Regions from separate parts of the Homo sapiens genome. Here region 2 is linked to region 1. A link is an interaction called in ENCODE POLR2A ChIA-PET data of the cell type or tissue named here. Cell type or tissue: MCF 10A. All regions are shown on one strand. Each heading gives the region's core, and the rest is flanking DNA. Links, peaks and the distances in the headings are about the cores only. Region 1 has its middle 87 kb from the start of PTPN1. Region 2 has its middle 17 kb from the start of SNAI1.

Region 1 (5,377 bases), core at 115-5,114:
ATGAGGAAACCGAGGTTCAGAGGGGTTGGGGTCTTCCCTGAGGTGCACAGCCAGCCGGCGGCAGAGCCTAGAGCTGGGACTCAACCCTTGTTGGATCCCATAGCTGGGGGTCTCTCTCATATTTTCCACCTTGCTCTGGGTCCCAGAGAAATAAGAAAGACTCTCCTGCCCTAAGAGGCAGAGTAGGTGTAGATCACACTGCCCAATGTCCGGGCTGAGCCTGGAGGAAGCCCAGCAACACCTCAAGCTGGAAACTTCTGAAAAATGAGGCTGGGGGGTTAGGATCTAGGGCCCTGGGGTGAAACCCCAGCTTTGCCCCTCCCCTGCTGTGTGGCCTCAAGCAAGTGATCTCCTCTCTCTGGCCCAGGTCTCCTCTAATAACTCCAACCAAAATTCTGGACAGAGTTGATAAAGCCCTATAGACTACATTTTAAAATCAAAACACCCAGCCGGGCCTGGTGGCTCACGCCTGTAATCCCAGCACTTTGGGTGGCTGAGGTGGGCAGATCACCTGAGGCCAGGAGTTTGAGGCCAGCCTGGCCAACATGGCAAAACCCCATCTCTACTAAAAATACAGAAACTAGCCAGGTGTGGTGGCGGGTGCTTGTAATCCCAGCTACTTGGGAGGCTGAGGCAGGAGAATCACTTGAACCCAGGACGCAGAGGTTGCAGTGAGCCAAAATCGCACCATTGTGCTCCAGTCTGGGCGACAAAGCGAGACTCCACCTCAAAAAATTAATAAATAATAATAAAATAAATAAACAAAAAAGTAATAAATAAATAAAAATACAAATAAATTTTAAAAATTAAAAGACCCAGTGTGTATTCTAGCTGACATTTTATATCAGATTGTACTGCCTGGGGACATACAAATGTAGTCATAATAAAATGTAGTAAACCAAATTTGGAAAAAATTAAGAAATAAAAGAGGAGTTTCTTTTCCTCTCATGTGAATGAAGTCCAGATGTAGGCAGTTTGGGATGGATTTGGTAACTCTATGAAGCTCTCAGTATCTCAGCTTCTTCCTGGACACCAGTCTGCCATCTCTAGGTGTGGGCCCCACTTTCTCATGATCCAAGATGAAGGCCACTGCACCGGCCTTCACGTCTGCCTTCCAGAATGACAGGATGGAGAAGGAAGGATGATGAGTAAAAGGCAGGCATCAACTAAATCTCTAGGAAACAGTCCAGAAACCTGTCACACTACTAATTTCAACCCCTTGGCCAGAGCTCAGGCACATGGCTGCACCTAGCTGCAAGGGAAGCTAGGAAGGTCTGTGTTTATTCTGCACAGCCATGAACTCAGCTAAAAGCCAATCAAATATTTGTAAATAAACAAAACAATTTTAGATAGTGATGTATCCTGGGAAAGAACAAAACAGGGTAATCTCTTGGACAATGAGGGTGGGAAAATGCCTCCCTCAGGAGGCAGCACAGCTGAGATATAAATGATAATAAGGCCTGAGGGACAAGCATTCCAAACACGAGGAACAGAAAAGCAAGCTGCCTTGAGGCAGAAACAAGCCTGGTATTGTAAAGAAACAGAAAGGCCAGCATGGCTGGAACTGGGACAGGGATGCAGTGGGAGGCGGGCACAGCTGGTAGGAAAGGAGGTCAGAGAGTTCAGCAGGTTAGATCCTGGGAGAAACGGGAAGGCCAAGGGAAAAATCTGGATTTTTTTTTTCTCCTCTAAGTACAGTGAGGCAATATTAGAGGGTTGGGCTGATATGCTATCACTAATGGAGAGAATGCCGAGCTCCCCTGGCTCCTGGAGGATTTGCCATAACCCTTCTGAGCACTTCATTCACTCACCAATTCATTCCTCTCATAAATATTCATTGCTGACCTGCTCTGTGCCAGGTACTGACTTACGGCAGCAGAAATGACTCCTCCAGTCCCCACCCTCAGGAAAAGAAGAGACAGACTGAGCAAACACAAAAGCCTATAAATACAGCTCCCAGATGGCTGCCAGTGGTTTGGAGGGAAGGTAAATGGGGCCACAAGAGGACCTGAGTTCACCTGGGGATGGGAGGGGGTTTCCCACTGGTGGTGATGTTTGAGCTGAAATTGGAATGATAAGGACACTTTGTCTTGTGGTCTGGAGACGGAGAGAACATTCCAGGTAGAGGGAACAGTTTGTGCAAAGGGCTGGAGGCAGGAAGAGAGCTGCATATATCCAGAAACTCACCAGGCTCTGGCCTGGCAAGAGTTGAGAAGGGTGAGAGAGAAGGTGTCTCAAGATGGCCCTGGAGAGGTGAGCAGAAGTCAGATCACAGAAAGCCTGGAAGGGGCCAGGCGTGGGGTCTCACGCCTATAATCCCAGCACTTTGGGAGGCCGAGGTGGGCGAATCACTTGAGATCAGGAGTTCAAGGCCAGACTGGCTAACATGGTGAAACCTCGTGTCCACTAAAAATACAAAAATTAGCTAAGTGTGGTGGCACATGCCTATAATCCCAGACACTTGGGAGGCTGAGGCAGGAGAATTGTTTGAACCCAGGATGGGGAGGCTGCAGTGAGCCGAGATCACGCCACTGCACTCCAGCCTGGGCGACACAGACAGACTCCATCTCTAAATAAATAAATAAATAAATAAATAAATAAATAAATGAAAGTCTGGAAGGAGGGTGGGGCTCTCGTGTTCTGGGAGGATGATTTATGAAGAACTTTGACCCCAAATCCCTGGGAGGGGCCTGTGGCCAATCCCAGACAAGCAGGGCCTGGCTCTCCTTGGACAGTGTTTACAAGCTCGCTGATGACTCGGCCTTCTGCCTTCCTGCGGTTTGCTAATCACTGGGTGCTATGTGCCGGGATGTTCTCCTGCTCCTCAGCCCTGAGAGCACACTCTGACTCATGCCTCCTACCCCAGCCACCCCCTCCCATCACCACCAAGGCTGCCATCTCCCCCCGTGACCCCCAAGGCCCCACAGAATCACACGACCCTGGCACCAGGAAGTGCACCTGTGTCTCCAATCAGAACTGCCCATTTCACAGAGGAAGAAACTAAGGTCCCATGAGAAAAGCCTTTCCCCAAGTCTCACCCCAAGACAGGAATAGCACCAGGGCCCGGTCCCAGGTCTCCTAACACCTGGTCCTAATTTTTCCCACTGTTTAATGACAGAAGAGAGAAAATGAGAAGAAAGGAAGCAGGAAGAGGTGGAGGAGAAAGCAAGGAGGGAGTGAGGAGAGGGAGGGAAGGGGAGCTGGAAAAGCAGTGTTCAAATCCCCAACTCCTAAGTGAGCCCTGGGAGGGGAGGGGAGAGGATTCGTGTTTGTTGGGCACCCACTACACGCCAGGTGCCTCGACTGTGTCAGCTCCTTCAGCAGAATCCTCACAGGAGAATGGATACAATTACTTACTCTAAATGCTTTGGAAAACAGAGAAGCTGTGCAACCCATCTACCATCACACAGCAGTTACCTGGCAGAGAGGAGAATGGAACCCAGGTCTGGCTGCAATTCCTAACCCTAAGCACACTCCAGGCCCCAGGCTGCCTCCAGCCCAGCCTCTGCTCCGCTCCTCTTTTTGAGGCAGTTGCAGCCTCCACTTCCAGAGCCGATCAGCAGAGGCTTTCCCCCGGCTGCCCACAAGCCAGCAGACGGATTTCCTTTGGCCCACAGGGCATTTTAATTAAATTTGAGCTAATGTTCATAAATCAAGAGATTTCACATAAAAATTCAGATTTCTACCTCCCTTAAAACACTGTAAGATTTCACTGGGCTAAATCCACATTCCCACCTGGCAACCGTCAGCTGGGGACAGGGGTATTTGAAGTGGACACACCAGTTCCCCCACACTCCCCAACTCTCCCTGCTGCCTCCCTGGTCCTGAGGCTGAATGTCGGGTGCCATTCATCAAAATGCATACACTGTTGTTTTCTGAGAGCAGGGACGTATTTCTCTGTAACTGTATCTCTTTCAAAAAGAAGAAAACAAGTGCTAATCCAAAAGGGGTCAAGTTTCATGAAAAATGGGGGAATGTCTAATTCTTTGCGGAACCAAGAGATACTCCTTCATGCTTATTATGCAGACGAAGTGTGCCTGAGCCCTCACACCACTGCTTAGCTTCCTAAAATATTTTTTTTTGTGTGTATCTGAAATTCTAATTTAACTGGGCATCCTGTATTTTATCTGGTAACCCTCTCTAGACTAGTCACCTTGCTGGGTGAGTGATCTTGATTGAGCAAGTCATTTAAGTTTTCTGGGTTTCAGGTTGTTCCTCATAGACAGGGTTAATAACAGCATGAGAGGTTGAGGTAGGAGGATCCTTTGAGGCCAGGAGTTTGAGACCAACCTGGGCAACATAGCGAGATTCCCCATCTCTACAAAAAAAAAAATTTTTTTTTTTTTTTTTTAATTAGCCAGGTGTGGTGGCTCATTCCTATAATCCTAGCTACAGGGGAGGCTGAGGCAGGAGGATTGCTTGAGCCTAGGAGTTTAAGGCTGCAGCGAGCTGGGATTACACCACTGCAGTCCAGCCTGGGTAACACAGCAAGACCCTGTCTCTAAATAATAATAAATAACAAGAGGACCTGATGAGATATTACACATTAAGAGCTTAGGACAGAGCCTGGCTCACTGTACATGCTCAGTAAACGTCAGCTGCTGGGGCAGATGACACCAGCTGCTTGCCCAACACCCATTCCCTTGTTCCTCACTAACTGAACCCTGGTTAATGGCAGCCATAGTGCCTGGCCCCAGGGGATGAATGTGATTGGTCTAGTCAAGCATGCCACACCCATTCCAAGCTGCCAGTGATTGGACCAAGGTGAGCATGTGACCTGACTCTAGCCAATGAGGTACAACAAGAAGTCAGCGGGGATGAGTGCTCCAGGGAGACTTTCTCTCCCTAAGGAGTTGGCACTACTGCCGCTGTTCCTCCCTTTTTGTTTTGGACACATCCATTGGGAAAAAGGGATACAGGATCCCAGCCCCCATCTTAAGACAGTGAGCATGGCCAAGGTCTAGGCTGGAGGACTCCTGGGCTGACAATGCCAAACTTCGTTTTAAGTAAATGATGGATGTCGTTATGGCCGAAGCCATTTGCTAATTGGCTCTATATTAGCCGAAGCTAATTGGCTCTATACTGTGGCAGCCCAGTTATGTTACTGACTAGCTCTGTGCCTCAGTTTCCCTATATGGAGAATGGAGGGAACGATAGTATCCGCTACATAGGGTTGTTGTAAAGTTATTCAATGAGTTAGCGTAAATGAAGTGCTAATTACTCTACCTGGCAAGTTATACTCACCATATAATTGTTAGTCATTATAATTCTTCTGTTATTTGCATCCAAGTCTTTCTAAACTGATACAGTCAAAAATTCCCTGAAAGCTGTGAATTCTGAAGTTTGATAATACATCAAAGAATCCAAGCCCCAAAAT
Region 2 (5,377 bases), core at 70-5,069, 460 kb before region 1:
AATATTTCAAAAATTATATAAATTCATAGATACCTAATATTATCTGTCATAATTTTGGTTATGTTAATCTCTTCTAAAGTTAAATTTATCTGGATATTTTATTAATGTGAGTTTGTTTTTTTTTTTGAGATGGAGTCTCACTCTGTTGCCCAGGCTGGAGTGCAGTGGCACGATCTCGGCTCACTGCAAGCTCCACCTCCCAGGTTCACACCATTCTCCTGCCTCAGCCTCCAGAGTAGCTAGGACTACAGGCGCCCGCCACCACGCCAAGCTAATTTTTTGTATTTTGTTTAGTAGAGACAGGGTTTCACCGTGTTAGCCAGGATGGTCTCGATCTCCTGACCTCATGCTACACCCGCCTCGGCCTCCCAAAGTGCTGGGATTACAGGCGTGAGCCACCGCGCCCGGCCGTGAATTTTTTTTTTTTTTAATTTGAGACAGAGTCTCACACTATTGCCTGGGCTGGAGTGCAATGGCACAGTCTCAGCTCACTGCAACCTCCGCCTCCCGGGTTCAAGCGATTTTCCTGCCTCAACCTCCTGAGTAGCTGGGATTATAGGCACCCACGACCAGCCTGGCTTATTTTTTGTATTTTTTAGTAGAGACAGGGTTTCCCTATGTTGGCCAGGCTGGTCTCGAACTCCTGACCTTGTGATCCACCCACCTTGGCCTCCCAAAGTGCTGGGATTACAGGCGTGAGCCACCGCGCCCGGCCAATTAATGTGAATATTCTAAAGATTATATTCAATTTATAAAAGTCTGATGTTTCTTGTGTGACTGTGTCAGTCATGATTCTGGTTGTTATCTTAAAATACTGTATATGGCCAGGTGCAGTGGCTCATACCTGTAATTCCAGCACTTTGGGAGGTGGAGGCAGGAGGGATAGCTTGAGGCCAGGAGTTCTAAACCAGCCTGGGCAATATAGCGAGACTCCACCTCTATAAAAAATTAGCCAGGCATGGTGATGCACCCCTGTGGTCCCAACTACTCAGGAGGCTGAGGACCCTTTCTCTTTTAGAGAGCCTCTCTCTCTGTTATTTAGGTTGATATTTTCACATCTACTTCTGCACTCTTTTTACTCCAACCACACGGGCCTTCTTTTTTTTTTTTTTTTTCTTTTTTTGAGACAGAGTTTCGCTCTTGTTGCCCAGGCTGGAGTGCAATGGCGCAACCCAACCTGCTTCACCGCAACGTCTGTCTCCCAGGTTCAAGCAATTCTCCTCCCTCAACCTCCCGAGTAGCTGGGATTACAGGCATGCGCCACCATGCCCAGCTAATTTTGTATTTTTAGTAGAGACAGGGTTTCTCAGGCTGGTCAGACTGGTCTCGACATCCTGACCTCAGGTGATCCGCCTGCCTCGGCCTCCCAAAGTGCTGGGATTACAGGGGTGAGCCACCGCGCCCAGCCCCATACAAGTCTTCTTTCTGCACCTCAAGTGGGTCATGTTCCCCACCTCAAGGAGTACACACGTTCCCTTTCCTCTGGAATATTTGGTGCCCCAGGCCCATCTTTGCCTTTTTTAAAAATTTTTTTTTTCAGATAGGGTCTTGCTTCATTGCCCAGGCTGGAGTGCAGTGGCACCATCACAGCTCACTGCAGCCTCTACCTCCTGGGCTCAAGGGATCTGCCTTGTCCTCCCAAAGTACTGGGATTATAGGCACAAGCCACCGCACCTGGCCAAATACTTTTTTAGTATAAATATTTTCCAAATATTGCATACGAGTGTGAATAATTTGCACAAGCAGGCCAGGAAGTAAATGCCAGGAATGTTCATCCTAAAAATTATTTGCTGTTTATCTGAAATTCACAGTTAACTGAGCATTCTGTATTTTTATTGGTTAACTCTAGCAACCCTACTCGACATGTTTGCAGAACAAATGTTCTGAACATCTGCTCTGTGCCAGGCAACTCACACCTTCTCATTAAGTTATTTGTCCAATTACAAGAAATTAAGCTCTTGAGGGTAATGGCTGTGTCTGTCTTATGCACCACCGGCCTCCATGCCTGACCCCGGGTAGACTCAATAAATGTTCCTAGAATTGAAATAGAACTAAAAAAGAATTTCCAGTGGTTACTTTCTTTCCATGGCAGCTTGTCCACCCTGGAAGGAGTCTGGTGCAGCGGTAAGGAGAGCCTGAAGGGGGCAGTGTCACCCCCTGGCTCTGGCTTCCTGTTGTCCATCACCATGGGGAGGCAGGGCCTCAAATCGGAAGCACATGAAACTGGAACTTGGAAGGCAGAGGAGGCAAGACAGGTGGGCAGGCAAGATGGCTACTGCCAGGTGGGGTCTGACCTGCTCAGGTCCTCAATGTGGTCCCTTTATTCCTCCCTTGTTACTCCTTGGCTTTCTGCGGTGTCTTCTGCTGAATGTCTCATGCAGGGCTCAGCTGGGCCCTATGAATACAAGAATAGCAACAATGATGGTAATTATTTTCATTCCTGGTTCCTGACAATAATTTTGATTTAATCCTCCCCACTTTAGGCCCTGAAAGGTGATCAAAACCAGGCATTCAGTTTCTCCAGGAAAGTGGATCTCATGGAATTATCTTAGCCAGCATTGGTGGAGGGATACTAAATAGCATTACCTTTACAGATGAGGGAATGGAGCCCAGAGAAGCTGAGGTCATTTGCCCAGGACAAGAAGTGAGACTTGATATTCCAGTGCAGAGGTGCGATTAGATGTATAGTCCCCCACACAGACTGTGTGGAGTCTCCTATTCCCAGCATCCACACTCACTAGCTGATCTAGGGGTCAGCTGATCACTCACTAGCTTGACCTTGGACAAGTTATTCTAATCTGTGCTTATCTGTAAATGGGGCTAATAAGTGTCTTTCTCGTAGAGTTGTGGGAATTTAGTGAAATAATCCAGAGCATGGCACAATGTAAGTGCTTAATCAATGCGAGCTACCAATGTCACTATTGTTTGTCCCCTCCATTCCTAAGCCCTCCCAGGGCCCAACCCCACCCCAGCAGGCTAGCTGTTAATGTTTGATGACTAAACATTACTATGAAGTGAAGTGATTCCCTAATTTGGCCTGAAGAGATGAATTACCTGGAAGGCACTCGCTACAGAAATCTATTCTCAGGTCCCTGCCTTAGAGATTCTAATTGGTGGGGCCTGGGAATCTGTATCTTTAAAAAAGCCTCGGGTGAAATCTATCTGTAGGCTGATTTCGAAAGTCCTTATGTAATGTAAAACCGGAAAGACAGGGCGCGGTGGATCATGCCTGTAATCCCAGCACTTTGAGAGGCTAAGGCAGTTGGATCACAAGGTCAAGAGATCGAGGCCATCCTGGCCAACATGGTGAAACCTCATCTCTATTAAAAATACAAAAATTAGCTGGGCGTGGTGACATGCTTCTGTAGTCCCAGCTACTCTGGAGGCTGAGGCAGGAGTAATCGCTTGAACCCAGGAGGTGGAGGGTGCAGTGAGCCAAGATCATGCCACTGCACTCCAGCCTGGCTGACAGAGCGAGACTCGTCTCAAAAAAAAAAAAAAAAAAAAAAGACCGGATAGTGCTACAGCAAACACATTGTGACAGGGGTGGGGTGGAGGCGCCCGGTGATTAGAATCGGTGGACTAGCTCAGCCCTTACAGGTTACAAGAATTTAAAGTGATGATTACCTTTTCTGATTATAAAAATCATCTAGGGCTGGGCGTGGTGGCTTACACCTGTAATCCCAGCACTTTGGGATGCCTAGGTGGGAAGATCACCTAAGCCCAGGAGTTCGAGACCAGCCTGGGCAACATGGTGAAACCCCGTCTCTACAAAAAAATGTAAAAAATAAGCCAGACTTGGTGGCACACACTTGTAATCCCAGCTAGGAGGCTGAGGTGGGAGGATCTCTTGAGCTGAGGAGGTGGAGGGTTGCAGTGAGCCAAGATCCCGTCACTGCACCCCAGGCTGGGCAACAGAGTGATACACTGTCTCAAAAAACAAAACAAAAAACTAGTCTATTTACATGGTCTCAGATGATCACATACATTATTTAGAAAGGGAAAATTAGTGACTTTGTAGAATCACTGCTAGTGGCGAAACCTAGCTAATCCCATCTTAACTAAGCGATGAAAGTTACTATCACAGATAATGGAACAGACCATAGATGACTCAATGGGATGCACTGAAGAGGCAGCACCACTTCTGTGGTTCCAGGCAGGAAAACATACAAGCTCAGTGTCATCATAAGGAAGCACCAGGCAAATGCAATTGAGGGACAGTCCACAAATCTTCCAAAATGTCAACATCAGAAACTACAGATGCCTGACAACACTGCAATGCTGCATGATCCTGAATTGAATCTTTGAGGGTGTGGGGGTTGCTATAAAGGATGTTATTGGGCCAGTTGAATATGGCCTATGGAATAAGGAATAAGTAATTGATCCATGTTAGATTTCCTGATTTTGATAATGATATCAGAGTTACATAATAGAATGTCCTTGTTCTTAGCAGACATACAGTAAAGAGTATAGGGGTAAAGGGGCATGACATCTCTAATCCACTCTGATATGGTTTAGAAAATAATAGTGTACGTGCATATAAAAATATATATACACACACACATGAACACGCAGGTAAGGTATAATAAAGTAAATATGCAAAAATGCACAGTGTTAAAAATTATAATGCCCCTTGTTAAAAAAAAAATAACCGGGAAGAAAAATATAAAGAAGAAAATGGAAGCCACTCCTACTCCTACCCCCCCGCCCCCCTTTCCCTCCCTGCCTCCCCTATCCCCCGTCCCTGAGACAACCAGGATGACTATTTCAATCAGCAGTGAAACTCTTACATGTCTTTGGGTCGTTTTATATATATGTATATATGTGCATATATATATATGTGTGTATATGTGTGTGTGTGTGTGTGTGTGTGTGTATATATATATATATATATATATTTTTTTTTTTTTGAGACAGAGTCTTGCTCTGTCACCCAGGCTGGAGTTCAATGGCACGATCTCGGCTCACTGTAACCTCCGCCTCCCAGGGTCAGGGTCACAGGGTCAAGTGATTCTCCTGTCTCAGCCTCCCAAGTAGCTGGGATTACAGGCACATGCCGCCATGCCAGGCTGATTTTTTTTGTATTTTAGTAGAGACAGGGTTTTACCATGTTGCCCTGGCTGGTCTCGACTCCTGAGCTCAGGCAATCCACCCGCCTTGGCCTCCCAAAGTGCTAGGATTACAGGCGTGAGCCACCTCACCCGGCCTGGGGCATTATATTTTTGATTGAAACTGAAATGCGTGAATGCTTTACTTTCCATCTATAAGTTGTGTTTTTCACTCTGATGTATGTCAATATCTTTCCATGTTAATGTGCTGGTGTTTCAAATGGCTGCATGATGCTGCCTGGTAGGGACAGAGCATACTTTGTTTATCA

The links. ChIA-PET counts read pairs that join two places held together with the same protein. Peaks named below come from ENCODE experiments on the same cell type or tissue, not always from the same donor. Only the 100,000 strongest peaks of a DNase experiment are listed, where the experiment ranks them.
Region 2: POLR2A ChIA-PET joins it to region 1 with 6 read pairs; 2 of 35 experiments call an interaction of 5 or more read pairs at or near these places.

Annotation. Positions count from the first base shown.
Region 1 is chr20:50,420,574-50,425,950 of GRCh38, forward strand. No RefSeq gene overlaps it. Among named protein-coding and RNA genes, the nearest start is that of PTPN1, 87 kb to the right of the region's middle. In MCF 10A, for the core only: no CTCF peak of the experiment used is centred there; DNase peaks (open chromatin) are centred at 2,098 and 2,758.
Region 2 is chr20:49,962,906-49,968,282 of GRCh38, forward strand. No RefSeq gene overlaps it. Among named protein-coding and RNA genes, the nearest start is that of SNAI1, 17 kb to the right of the region's middle. RefSeq lists enhancers at 2,227-2,396, 3,298-3,889, 3,890-4,480. In MCF 10A, for the core only: a CTCF peak has its summit at 2,139 (motif pointing right); no DNase peak of the experiment used is centred there.